2 separate regions of the Mus musculus genome follow, and region 2 is linked to region 1. A link is a contact called in ENCODE Hi-C or POLR2A ChIA-PET data. All regions are on one chromosome and are shown on one strand. Each heading gives the region's core, a stretch centred on a gene start or an enhancer-like site at or near the end of the contact. The rest is flanking DNA. Distances are from core to core; before and after follow the strand shown. Region 1 holds the start of Nlrx1 (NLR family member X1). Region 2 holds the start of Hinfp (histone H4 transcription factor).

Region 1 (6,817 bases), core at 1,500-3,999:
TCACATCTGGTTCTGTCACAATTATATACCAAGAACCTAACCCACGGTCTGGTGCAGAGCCAACATGCAGCTAATGTCTTGGATAAAAAAAAAAAAAATGAGATTGAAACAGCTAAAAGAGGGCCAGCTCTGCTCCCCTTGTCTAAGATGGGGGGGGGGTGGAAGAGGTGACATGCCAGAGGACCCCAGCTATATTACCACACAGCTGGAAATGGTGTCTGGATCCCTGCTGTTTTGGAAGCATCCGGACCCAGAAGCAGAAGGGGCGGGGGGGTGTCAAAGCAGAAACCTTCATTTCCTGCTTACCTGGTAGCTGGGGTGTTCTTCCCAGGCCAGAGCCCCAAGAGGTCCTGGGCAAATGGCAGCCCCACCTCATCCTAGGAAAACTGGAGCCTGGAACACTTAGAGCCACTTTCTTTCCTGTTGCCCTGCAAAAAGAAAAGTGTGAGTGGGATTGGCAAATGGTTCAAGGGGTAAATACTCCTGCTACCAAGCCTGAGGACCCACATTCAATCCCAGGAACCTACAGGGTAGAACTGTTCCCCAAAGTTGTCCTTTGACCTTTGCACACAGCCAAACCTGCACCCACCATAAACAAATAAATAAACACATAAAAGAAAAACGTAAGAACAAACAAAACACCAATAAAGTAAATTTAAAAAAAACAACCCAGTACTGTGAATGTACGGCCATCAAACCTCCCTTACATGTGCATACACACACACACATACACATGGCACATGCACACATATACACAGAGACAGGCACATGCACTGACAGACACACACATACACATGGCACATGCACACAAATACACAGAGACAGGCACATGCACTGACAGACACACACACACATACACATGGCACACGCACACACACAAATATACACACATACAAACACATACATACCTCTCTCTCTCTCACACACACACACACACACACACACACACCTCTCCCTCCCTCTCTTGCTTTCTCTCGAACCCTTACCCCTAGTATCTAAGAAGGGGCCATCTCCCAAGAGAGGCTCAGCCCTTCCTCATATGTATAAAAGAAGCCTTTGAAACCCTGCCCTGGCTTCTAGCTCTCCTCAGCAAAGATAATCCTAACCTGAGTGATTCTGTTTCATCTCCTACCAGCTCCTGCCTGGCACTGGAGTTTCACAGCTGCCTCTGCCCCGAGATCCAGCCCAATCATCTGCTTTTAGGTTTTATTTTTGCTTGACTGCTAGCAAGCTCAGATAGGAGCCCTGTGCTCACTCGCAGGCCTTTTCTGAGCCTGGCTTTTTTCCCCCACTCATCCTTATTCATTTCCGTCTGCTTTTGTGCCACGGCTGAGTTTTAATGGCTGTATCACTTTATCATCTCTCTGACTTTTATGTAAGCTGCCTGTAAGGCTGGCATAAATAATAAATGGATGTGTGAATGAACTTCCTGCTTGACACAAGGATGTGCCGCCTCTGCCTCACACTTCAGCCATGCCAACCTGGCCTCGTCAGCCCCCCTCCTCTGTTTACTTTGTGGCAGAGCTCCCCCAAGCCCTGGATTCACACACTATTCCCTTGCTCTTTATTCGAAGCCTTCCCCCACAGGCAGCGGTGGCAGTCTTACAGATCTCTCCCTACTGGTTTTTGCCAGCCTCTTCATTTCATCATTTCAGAGAGATCCTTCCAGACCTTACAAAACCCTACTTCCTCAAGTCCTCTGTGCCTCCACTGTTGGCCTATTCCACTCCCTCATCCCCTGCAGAAATCAGCTCCCTAAACTCCTAAGCTACTTGACAGCTATGAAACCCAGGCCCACACAAGCTATTTTTCCAGGTTTGCCCCCAGCCCACACCTCATCCTCCAAGACTACTATTGGATTCTTGCTCTCACCTTCCTAACTCAGTCCCTATACTTTGGTTAGCATTTACTTTATCAGAATCCCAGACACTCTTTGAAGATACTGCTCAAGGTACTCTTTCCCAAGGAGTCTATTCTGGCCCACCCCATCCCACAGCTCCTTGACATGCATATGTGGCTAGGCTGGCGTGGCCTCCCTCACTGCCGCTAGGGCAGAAGGGAAGCAAACTTAGGAAGAGGCTGCACTGAGCACAACTAGCCAGAGCAGGAGCTGGCTGAGGTCTTGAGTGGGCTGGAAACAGGAGACCTGGGGATTAGAGAAAGGTCCTGAAAACCTGACAAATCCCAGGATTGACATCAATCAGCCCCAGGTCCACTGAGTCAAGATAAGACGTGCAGGGTCTAGGATAATTCTCTAATCGAGCAGTTGTCATGGCACTAATCAAAAGAAGGAATGCAACAGAAGTTGCGGAGCTTTTCCACCAAACTGGGTCCCAAATAGCTTTCCCACTTCCACTTGGCTTGGGGGCGGGGGGGCAAAGTGAAGCTGCCAGTAGGCCTGTATTCAGCGCCCAAGCTCCGGCAGAATCCCCAGTGCCACTTGCCCGCTCCCGCGACCCAGCTGCCCGGCTCTTGCTTCCGGGGCCCAGCGCAGCCGTCCAGCCGGGGGCCGGAGGAGCGATCGACCCAGTTAGGCCTTTACCCAGGTTGCCTAGGCCCTGGTGCCCGTCGCCGTGGCCCGGAGGGAAGGAGGCCTGCGTCTCCCGCTGGCTCCGAGCTTCCCCGGCTCGCTCGGCACGGCGCGTCTAGGCCGCCTCCGCCCGCCAGCCAGCGCGCAGCCCGGCCCACTCTGGCACCCCGCCCGGTCTGGACACTGGAGGGCACTGAGCAAAGACCCGCAGAAGGGGGAATGGGGTGCTGGCGCGGGGCGGAGACTCCGGCCCCACCCGGTCTTCCCAGGGCCCAGGTTCCCGTACTGCCCCCTGCAGGTTCCCAAGCGTCAGGCCCAGCCGATGACCTCATCCACCTCCAAGTCTGGACTTGATGAAGCCCATTTTACAGATGAAGACACGGAAGCGTGGAAGAGAAAATGACTCGGGCGCAGGTCGTCCCTGTTGGAAGTAGATGATTCAGAAGAAAAGCTCCGGTCTAGGCCTTCCTTACACTTAGGTACTCATCCCCAGAGCATAATGACTTCCCTTCCTGCTCACAAACGTAGCTTACCTCCAGGCAGAAGACAGCCCTTCTTGGATCCTCCCCTTCTGTGTTATTCAGTCCCAAGACTCTAGAGGGGGGCCTCTGACCACTTTGGCCAGGAAGGAAGAATGGGTACCGACAGATAACTTCCTTCTCCAACCTGTTCTTCCTGTCTGACATCCCGTCATGGTTTTAGCCTTGGGACTTCCGTGTTCTAAAAACCCCAACCCTCATCCCTTCCATTCAAGGAACACCCAAGGTTCTCGTAACCAAGCTGACAGTGACCTTCAAACAAGGAACGCCTCCACATGCAAACACTGGTGTGCAATGTGCAAAGAACAGACATGAAGTAGAGAACTCAGAGAGAGAGGCTCCTCAGGGCCGGCTGGGAAGAGGCTTTTGTGGTCTACCCTCCATAGGAACAGAAGGCCAATGGTGATAATTTTATCTAGGCGATTGTCCATTTATTCCATGTGTGGTGTTAGGCCAGTACTGAACATTCACCCTGGGCTGCCAAGCAGAGCAAGTCATGCAGGGACCCACCATACTTGACAATGAATTTCTTCAGAAGTCGAGGCAAACTATTAGGAAAATTACTACCTGCCTCTAGCAGAGACTCTGACATTTGAACTGGCTGTTAAAAAGTCAGAATGAAAAAAGTCACTGGGCAGCATGGAAAAGGGCATATTTGCATTTTAAGAGATGTTCTTCTAAGATTGGAGAATGGCTCGGCCGTTAGGAGCACTGGCTGCTCTTCCAGAGGGCCTGGGTTCCATTCCCAGCATCTACACAGCAGCTCACAACCATCTGTAACTCCATTCTCAGTGGATCTGATGCCCTCTTCTGGCCTCTTCAGGCACTGCATGTATATGGTACACAAATACACATGCATGCAAAATACCCATACACATATTTATTTGTTTGTTTATTTGTTTATTTATTTATTGGTTTTTCGAGACAGGATTTCTCTGTATATCCCTGGCTGTCCTGAAACTCACTTTGTAGACCAGGCTGGCCTTGAACTCAGAAATCCACCTGCCTCTGCCTTCCAAGTGCTGGGATTAAAGGCGTGCACCACCACCGCCCGGCTGAACATTTTTTTGCACATATTTTTTTAAATATTAAAAATAAAAGAGTCTGGGTAGAGGTAGCACATGCCTTTAATTTCAGTACAAGAAGGCAGAGGCAGGTGGATCTCTGAGTTCAAGGCCATCCTGGTCTACAGAGCGAGTTTCAGGATAGCCAGGAATACACAGAGAAACCCTGTCCTGAAAAGAAAAGAAAAGAAAAGAAAAGAAAAGAAAAGAAAAGAAAAGAAAAGAAAAGAAAAGAAAAGAGAAGAGAAGAGAAGAGAAGAGAAGAGAAGAGAAGGATGGATAGATGGAAGGGTGGATGGATGGATGGATAAATAAATAAAGTTCTTCCAGAGATTGAATAATATGAGCATCTCCATGGATATAGTCTCAGGGGTGACATTTAGGGTCCAGTAGTTTCTCTCCACTTACCTTGCCGTGGGAAGTCAACTGTCACCTGGACCTGGCTACAATTATTGTTTATTGCTCACAGCAAAACCATTCCCTTCCCTCTATGAATATGACAACTGTGTGGGTTATTATATTAACATATAATTTGACTGGCCTCTGCAGACAGAAGGACTGTGAGTCATGCTGTGGGCATGTTCTCTGTTGTCTGGCCTCAGTGTGAGCCACTAGGTGCTCTGAGAGCCATGGCACAGAGATCCATCTCGATCAACTCTGCCCGCCAGCACTTTGCGAGAGCCCTGACACAGAGGCAGCATGCTGTGAATACAGTCTCTGGGGCCTAGCAGGTGGGCATGAGAGAGAGAGAGAGAGAGAGAGAGAGAGAGAGAGAGAGAGAGAGAGAGAGAGAGAGAACATCCATTTCCAGACATAGCTGGATGTGCAGGTTGCAAGAGCAGTGTCTGGAGAGCTCGCCTGTCGCCCTCTGCCTACCTCAGGTTCCTTTGCTGTAAATGGAGATGGTGGTACCACTGCTCTTAGCCCCATCTTGGGGCTGCTGTGGGGATCAAAAGCTCTCTCTGTGAATCTCTGAACTGTTGTCCAAGTATCCTCTGTGCCTGAAGTTGATTCCTGGCTTCAAAGGGGCCCTCTCTAGTCTCTGTGGAACTTCAAATCAAAGGTGTTTGATTATTTCAGACCTACTTCATTGGGGGCTTAGAGTGTAGCTCAGCGTAGACTTGTGTTTGGTGTGGGTTGAAGACAGGTTTATGTTTTAAAAGAGAACCAACCAAAGGACTTGGAGGTCAGAGACTGTAATTCCAGCTATTTAGGAGGTTGAGGACAGATAGTTATAAATTCAAGGCCTACCTAGGTTGCAGAAGGAGTTCAAAGACAACCCAGGCAATGACAGCCAACTTGTCTAAAAGTATAAAACAGCTTTAAAAGGCCTGGGCATGTGCAGGGTCATAGGTTCAACCTGCAGCCAAATGCTCATTCCTGTAATCCCAGCACTTACCGAATTGCTTTGAATTCAAGGAAAACCTGGGCTACGTGGTCAGGAAGGAGCCTGGAGATGTAGCCCAGTTGTTATAGTGCTTGCCTTCTGTACACGCAGCCCTGAGTTTAATTTGCAATTCGGTGCATAAACCAGATGTACCTGCTTGAAAGTGTGGTGTTTAGTAGGTAGGCACAGGAGGACCAAATGCTAGAACAGCTCTGCGGTGACATAGTAAGTTCAAGGCCAGCCTGCACCATATGAGAACCTGTATAGAAAGAAAGAAATAAGCTCCACCCAGATGAATAAATAATAAAAACGAGTATTAGAAAAAATAAGAGCATCTGTGTGTATTGACCCTTAATCTTAACATTCAAGAGAGATCTTTAACTTTTGACGAGCCCCTTATCAGCATCACTCAAGGAAGAAGGCCCCTAAATGCCCCCTCAAACAACCTAGGATTCAGATTCCCAACTTCTCCCCCTCGCTCCAAGTCTTTGTAAGAAATGAAGCTAGGCCGGGCGTGGTGGCACACGCCTTTAATCCCAGCACTCGGGAGGCAGAGGCGGGTGGATTTCTGAGTTCGAGGCCAGCCTGGTCTACAAAGTGAGGTCCAGGACAGCTAGGGCCATACAGAGAAACCCTGTCTCGAAAAAAAAAAAAAGAAAAGAAAAGAAATGAAGTTAGTCTGTCTACAGTTGAGTACCCAACCAGTCTAGATCCTAGTCCAGACCAGAACACTTCCTCTACCTGCGGTACAACTGTGGCATCCCAGACAGCTGACGGGGCTGGTTTCAGTAGGTTCTTTCAATTTCCCAACCCAGGAGAGAAAAGATGAGACAATACAGAGCTTGTTGGGCCATCTGCCACCAGGGCTCAAGCCCCTTCTCAACCCCTCAGAACCCTTGCCCACTCCAAGCCTCTAATGTGTTGTGCTGATTACTGATCTCTCAGCCCTGGTATAGGTGGCCAAGTAGAAAAAAAAATGGAAAGGAAAAGAGAAAATTAGGGGTCTGGAGAGGTGGCTCAGCAGTTAAGAGCACTGACTGCTCTTCCAGAGGTCCTGAGTTTAATTTCCAGCAACCACATGGTGGCTCACAACCATCTGTAATGGGGATCCAATGCCCTCTTCTGGTGTGTCTGAAGACAGTGACAGTGTACTCACACACATGAAATAAATAAATAAATCTTTAAAAAGAGAGAGAGAGAGAGAAAATTAGAGTAAGCCCAGTAAGGTGCCTGCCACTCCCATCCTGGAGGCAGATAAGGCTCTAGGGCAATTCTTCTCAACCTATGGGTCAGACCC
Region 2 (6,817 bases), core at 1,246-3,745, 37 kb after region 1:
CAGGCATGTTATGTGACCTCCATACAGGTAAAACACCCATACACATTAAAGTAAAAATAAATCTCAAGGGGCTGGAGATATGACTCAGTGGTTAAGAGCTCTGGCTGCTCTTCCAGAGAATGTGGGTTCAGTTCCCAGCTCCCATATAGTAGCTTACAACTGTCTGTAATTCCAACTCCAGAGGATCCAATATTCTCACACAGACTTTTGTTCGTGAAAAACACCATTGCATGGGAAAGAAAAAAAAATGATCAAGTTTTTTAAAAAGCCCTCACAAAAATACTATTTTGTTCTTGTTTTGGTTATTTTTGGTACTGAGGACGGAATCTAGGACCTTATAAATAGTATTTGGGACAGGGTTTCCCTAATTGACCCAGGTGGGCCTTAAACTTACTCTGAGGTCTGTCTACTGTGCTGCAATCCTCCTGCCTCAGACTCCCAAGTAGCTGAAATTACAAGTTTGAGCCACCACACTCAGCCATGGTAAACACTCTGTGTGTGTGTGTGTGTGTGTGTGTGTGTGTGTGTGTGTGTGTGTGTGTTTGGAAGTCAACTGGAAGGGACCCATGGTTCCTCAAGAATCAACCATCTGAGGGCTTTGTTTGCTTTTGATAGAGTCTCTCCTTGCCCTGGAGCTCACTGAGTAGGCTGACCAGTGAGCTCCGAGGAGACTCCTGTCTCTACTTCCCAACAGGATCACAAACATTCATGGGCCTTTTTACAAGATGGGGTCTCTCTGGCTGCCTTGAAGCAAGCTATGTAGACCACGCTGGCCTTGACCCATCCATCTCTGCTTTTCAAATGCTAGGATTAAATGCCTGTGCCACCACTCCCAGCCATTGGACTCTTTGCTTTTTTAATGTGGGCTCTGCAGATCAAACCAAGGGCCTCCCGAGGTTTGTGAAGCAAGTACTTTACTGAGCCACCTCTAGCCTCATATTAAGCATTTTATTTGCATCATGTTATTAGTAACACTATGAGGCAGGCATCATTTAAACCTCATTTATAGATAAGCTGAAGCTGAGCCCAAAGTTCATATTCTTATTTCATATAGCCTACATGACCCTGAAGCATTCTACTCCTTACTGGATTACGTTAAATTTTCCGTCAGGCATTCAATACCATAATTTGTCTTTGCTTTGCCCACACAATACTAGATCCCACTACTCCTTTAACGTTAAAATGTAGATTCCATTTGACTGAAGGAGCCCTGTTTACACTCCAGTGTCTATACTTTACTAAACATTTTTAAGAATATAATAAGCTGGGCGTGGTGGTGCACGCCTTTAATCCCAGCACTCGGGAGGCAGAGGCAGGCGGATTTCTGAGTTTAAGGCTAGCCTGGTCTACAAAGTGAGTTCCAGGACAGCCAGGGCTACACAGACAAACCCTGTCTCTAAAAACAAAACAAAACAAAAGTATATAATAAGTATGTAGTTTAAAAGAACGAGAACAAAGTGAAAGGTTGATGCAAAATTTCTAGGAGGGACATTAAAGGGACAATTCTGCAGAAGTGAGATGGCTCAGTGGGGGAAAGCAGCTCTTGTCACACTAGCCTGACAACCTGAATATGACCCCAGGAACCCCACCACCACCATTCACTCACATATGCTCACACCACTAATCAAGTGGTGGGGAACAGGGTGGCGTTGCCAGTCTTTGAGACAGGATCTCTTGAGAATTTCAGGACAGCCAGAGCCACAAAGTTAAGATGGTCTCACAAAAAAGAAAGCCACCACGGACATCACATTATGTCTAAGGGTGTATCTGTCTGAAGAGGAAGTCAGAAGGATGGAGAAGGAAAATAAAACGAAACTCCTTAGTTTTGTGATCTTAAATTACTTAAGCCATATGGGCCTAATGCACTACTGAGGCTCACTAAGGGTTTGCTACATCTAGCCTTGTTTCTGAGTGTTAATTAGGGGATGGAGAAGCATCCAACCCCCCCAGGATCCTTACCTGACATTTCATCACTAGTCAAAGTACAAAACCATCCCATCAACAATTATCAGGAGAGTATATACTCTATCGCCAGGCACCAATGAACTCTGAGCCACAATCCAGAAGAAAGGCCCAGGTCCTAAACAAGGACTCACAGACCAGGATCTGACGGCTGAACCCCGCAACCAATCCAAGGCGCAGGACCAGGGAGATCGGGACACGAAAAGGCCGGTGGGCAGCCTCGCCTGGGCGCTGAGGCCGGAGGATAGGTAGCTAGAACTCAGAGGAAGTAGCCCATCCGGGAGAGCTTCCCGGGATCCCCGGCGTCAAGCGTGGTGCCGAGGGAGTCCAGCCGCAGAGACCCCCTAGCCCGAGGGCGCGGAGGCTAAGGGCCGGCACGGACGCCACACCGAGCGGCTCCAGGAAGCCCGGCCTTCCGCAGGCTCCGGAGAGAGCCGCTTTAGCCGCCAAGGTACGGGAGCCGCAAGCCTCCACTCACCTGCCAGCGCCGCTGGTTTGCCCAGCGCCCCACCCACCTCACACCATCTACCCCGAGGCGTTTGAGCGACGACCAGCGACAGCCAATCGCCGCTCTCGAGTCGACCGACAGCCAATGGCCGCTGCGTCTGTCAGAGCCCGTGCGCACCAAAACACGGAAGAGGCGGGAATCGTCCCGGAGAGGGCTCCGAGTCCCAAGGGGGAGAGTGAGGGACGACCGGATGTGGCTGAAGTTCGCGTCACCTTCAAAAGTGGGTTGGGCCTGCTCCCGACTGTGCGCAGGCGGGAAGCTTTGAGGCTTGAATTCCCACTACTGCGCAAACTCGCGCCGACCACCCACTGGGCATGCGCCTAGTTTGGCCGGCCTTGTCTGTCATCTTCCTCACGGTGTTTGTAGTTCGGTTAGTTGTCTAGGTAGTTCGCCTACACTGGGGCACCACCTTCATCTTTGATTTTCTTAAGTCTTCTCTGTTTTATGTACCGTACCCCAGGTTGACCTTGGACTCACAGAGACCCACCTGCCTAAGTGCGCCACCTCACCAAGTTTAAGGGATACTGGGGGATTCATTCAAGGGTTTCTGCTTGCTAGACAAATGCTCTACCAACAGACACACACACACCAGCCCCGGAGTCTACTTTTTTTTTTTTTCTTTTTTCTTTTTTTTTTTTTTTTTTTGGTTTTTTCGAGACAGGGTTTCTCTGTGTAGCCCTGGCTGTCCTGGAACTCAGAAATCTGCCTGCCTCTGCCTCCCAAGTGCTGGGATTAAAGGCGTGCACCACCACGCCCGGCCGAAGTCTACTTTCTTTAACACGTGATCATCCATATTCCTCTATCTTCACTTCCATTCTGTTCGACGAATGACACCCATTCCAGAACTCCACACTCATTTAACATGCCCCAGTGCTTAATTTCTCTACAAGACATCCTTCACAGAGCCCAGCAAAGTGATCTTTAACAAAACCAGACTCGATCAAGTCAGAATTCTGTGTAAAATATTCAAAGGCGTTCTGTTGCCTTCAGTACAATGGCCCCAAACCAAATGGAGAATTTCCAAACGCCAGCATCTGGGTGCTGCCTACCTCAAATCCTATCTTGCGTCTTGGACCTCATTTCCTGCACCTCAGACACAAATTTCAGTTTCCCCACCACACTGTGCCTCCTTTTACTTCCCATGTGTCCACTTGTTTTCCCCTGAAAGTCTCCCCTTCCCACTTCCCATTACGTAACTAGCCATTCTTGTGTTTTCAATGGAGACGGTCCTTTGCCTGAGAATTGACTCTTCTTATTATGATATATTGTATTTGTGCTTACTACTGTGCAGTCTACACTACCCAGTGAGAAAGACCAGTTGCGCCTATTTCTTCGTTTTTATAAACCAGTCACAGTCACACAATCCAGTGAAGGAAATTCAGAATTTAAAATTGCCATGCTCAAGCCAGGCGTGGTAGTGCATGCCTTTAATCCCAGCACTCGAGGGGCAGAGGCAGTCGGATTTCTGAGTTCGAGGCCAGCCTGGTCTATAAAGTGAGTTCCAGGACAGCCAGGGCTACACAGAGAAACCCTGTCTCGAAAAAAAAAAAAATGCCATGTGCGGCGGCACATAATTTCACTCCTAGCACTCCAGAGGAAGCGGCAGGTGGACCTCTGAGTTTAAGGCCAATCTGGTTTACATAGTGAGTCCTGGACCACCCAAGGTTAGACAGGGAGAGAGACCTCCCCTCCGAAAACAAAATACAGCCAACCACCACAATGAGCTTGGTGTGGTGACACATACACACTTGTACTCCCAGGGGAGGGGCAGGGGAAGGGGAGGCAGGAAGGAGGATCATAAAACCTGAGGGCAGTTTCCGGGAGCTGGTACTATATAGTAGGTGACAAGACAGCCTGGGCTAGAGACACTTCCTCAAAAATCATTTTGTCTGTGTCCTATGTAAATAAAAGTTTAGAGACAACATAAAAATAGGTCAAGTTGAGCCAGGTGTTCACAGGCCTGTAAACCCAAATCTGCTGCAGCTGTGGAGGCAGAAAGATCCTACAGGCAATGTCTCGAGAAAGAGAATGTAGCTGTGGTCATGATACCTCACTTCTATAATCCTGTGTAGGCCTGGCTGGCCTTGAACTCACAGAGCTCTGCCTGCCTCTGCCTTCCGAGTGCTGGGATTAAAGGCATGCACCACTACAACTAGCTACGATTTACTTCTTTAATGTCTACAAGTATTTGCTGCATGGATGTGGGTACAGCATGTGTGTGCTGTGACTGCAGAGGCCAAAAGAGGGCATCAGATCCTCCCTGTAATTGGAATTACAGATAGTTGTGAGCTGCCATGTGGGTGCCAGGAATTGAACCAGGGTCCTCGTCAAGAGGACTTGGTGCTTAAAAGCAGTGTTTAAGCCACTTCCTCGGAACCATCTCAAGAATTAAAAGCAAACCTTTATAAATACTTTGACTAAATGTATGTGCATCATGCATGGCCTGGTGCCAGAAGCGGGCACCAGAACCCCAAGAACTACAGTTGGACAGATGGTTATGGCTGCCAGGTAAAGTGCTGGTAACTGAGCCAAGGTCCTCTGCAAAAGGAGCAAGTGTTGTTTGTGGCTGAATGTTCTCTTCTGCCTCACCCCTCGTTTCTAGGGTGCTGGGATTAAAGGCCTGCACCACCAGCACCCAGTTTTTATTTATTTATTTATTTATTTAAGGTTTTTTTTTTTTTTTCGAGACAGGGTTTCTCTGTGTAGCCCTGGCTGTCCTGGAACTCACTCTGTAGACCAGGCTGGCCTTGAACTCAGAAATCCGCCTGCCTCTGCCTCCCGAGTGCTGGGATTCAAGGCATGCACCATCATGCCCGGCTCAGTTTTTAAAGTCCAGACTTCGAGGTAGTGTTTTGTTGCCTACTAGGGTTCACTTTCATCTTAAGAACCACAATTCAGGCTGGGTTATCCAGACATATTCTGGGACTACTTTCTAAAAAGCTGCCCCCTACAAAGCACCATTGATGTTTATTAAAGGGTATAGATTAGGTCAGACAAAATAGAACACTTTAATATTTTGTTGTTGTTGCTTCTGTTTGCTGTTGTTTTGAGACAGGTCTTCTCTGTGTTTCCCAGGCTGTCCTCAAACTCAGAGATCTGCATGCCCCTGCCTCCCAAGAGCTGGGATTAAAGGTGTGTGCCACAGCCACAGCTACCACCACCAGGATGTTAGAACTCATCTTTAATCCTAGCACTCGACAGGTTGACACAGCAGGGTTATACATTCAAGGTCAGTCTGAGCTATAAAGAATGTCAAGGCCTATCTGGGTAATTTAGTGAGATCCTATCTATAAAAGGGGAAAAGAGGGTCTGGGATGCATCTCAGTGGAAGAGTTTACATGTATGAGGCCCTGATTTCTATCTCAATCATCACACACATTAAAAAAATAAATAAATAAAAAACTAAGACAAGTTATAGCCAAGTGTGACGTCACACACCTGTAATCTCAGCACTGGGAAAGTTTAAGGGCAGCCTGGGCCACATAGAAAGACCTTATATCAGAAAAAAACAACAGTAAAAAAACCAAACCAAACCAAAAAACCGTGCTGTCTATTCACAAGCCAAGCCCGGGTAAGATATACATCAAGGCTGGAGTTCAGAAATGACCTGATTATCCCAGGCCACTTTCATTTATTTTAGAGGTGAAGAAACTGGAGTCCAGAAAGAGTAGCAGCTTGGGCCAGATAGAGATATTGGTGGCACACTTAGTTTCCTGCCTATTGGTCCTGCATTTTGCCTAACCTCCTATAGCAGCTTACCTGGTTCAATCCTGTGTAATATCCCAAAGGACAGGAAACAGAGACATATCTGTAGGTATCTAAAACTCACCTATGTTAGGAATAGTGCTTTTGTTTGTTTGTTTGTTTTGGACAGGGTCTCACTATATAGTCCTGACTAGCCTGAAACTCACAGAGTTCCCAGGTACTGAAATTAAAGGTTTGTGTTAGCCACCACACCTGGCTTCATCCTCTCTATGAAATATTGCTAGAGACAAACCCCAGGGCTTTGGGTATGCTAAGGCAGAACTCTACCTTTGAGCTACATCCCCAGTCCCTAGCCCCCATTTGACAGAAGAAAAAAACTGAGTACACAACCAGGTGTGGTGTCCTAGCACTCAGGAGGAAGAAACCAGGCTATCTCTGAGTTCAAGGCCAACCTGGTCTACTTAAGGAGTTCTAAGCCAGCTAGGACAACATAGGTGAGGCTCTGGATCAAAAACAAACCAAAACAACTGAGGCCCCATATTTGTCCACGGTCACAAAGGTAACAAAGGTCACAAAGGTCAGTGGAGCTGGGTCTCAGGTCAGAACAGTGCAGCCTCAGAGTCCACACTCTAAATCGTGTTA

Evidence for each region. A loop is a pair of places that touch in the nucleus more often than their neighbours do. ChIA-PET counts read pairs that join two places held with the same protein, here RNA polymerase II (POLR2A).
Region 2: a map of heart shows a loop between it and region 1 (5-fold over the local background). The contact joins the promoter of Hinfp here to the promoter of Nlrx1 in region 1. A Hi-C loop is called at or near these places in 2 of 37 maps with a recorded cell type or tissue (T-helper 2 cell and heart). POLR2A ChIA-PET finds 5 or more read pairs at or near these places in 2 of 5 experiments (Patski and embryonic stem cell).

What each region holds. Positions count from the first base shown.
Region 1 is chr9:44,265,438-44,272,254 of GRCm38, forward strand. Nlrx1 (NLR family member X1) reads right to left here and starts at 2,750. Exons shown (of 10, transcript NM_001163743.1): 1 at 2,543-2,750; 2 at 307-420. The coding sequence starts at 376.
Region 2 is chr9:44,303,176-44,309,992 of GRCm38, forward strand. Hinfp (histone H4 transcription factor) reads right to left here and starts at 2,496. Exons shown (of 10, transcript NM_172162.3): 1 at 2,441-2,496. It overlaps C2cd2l (C2 calcium-dependent domain containing 2-like), which reads right to left. Exons shown (of 14, transcript NM_027909.2): 14 at 6,062-6,817.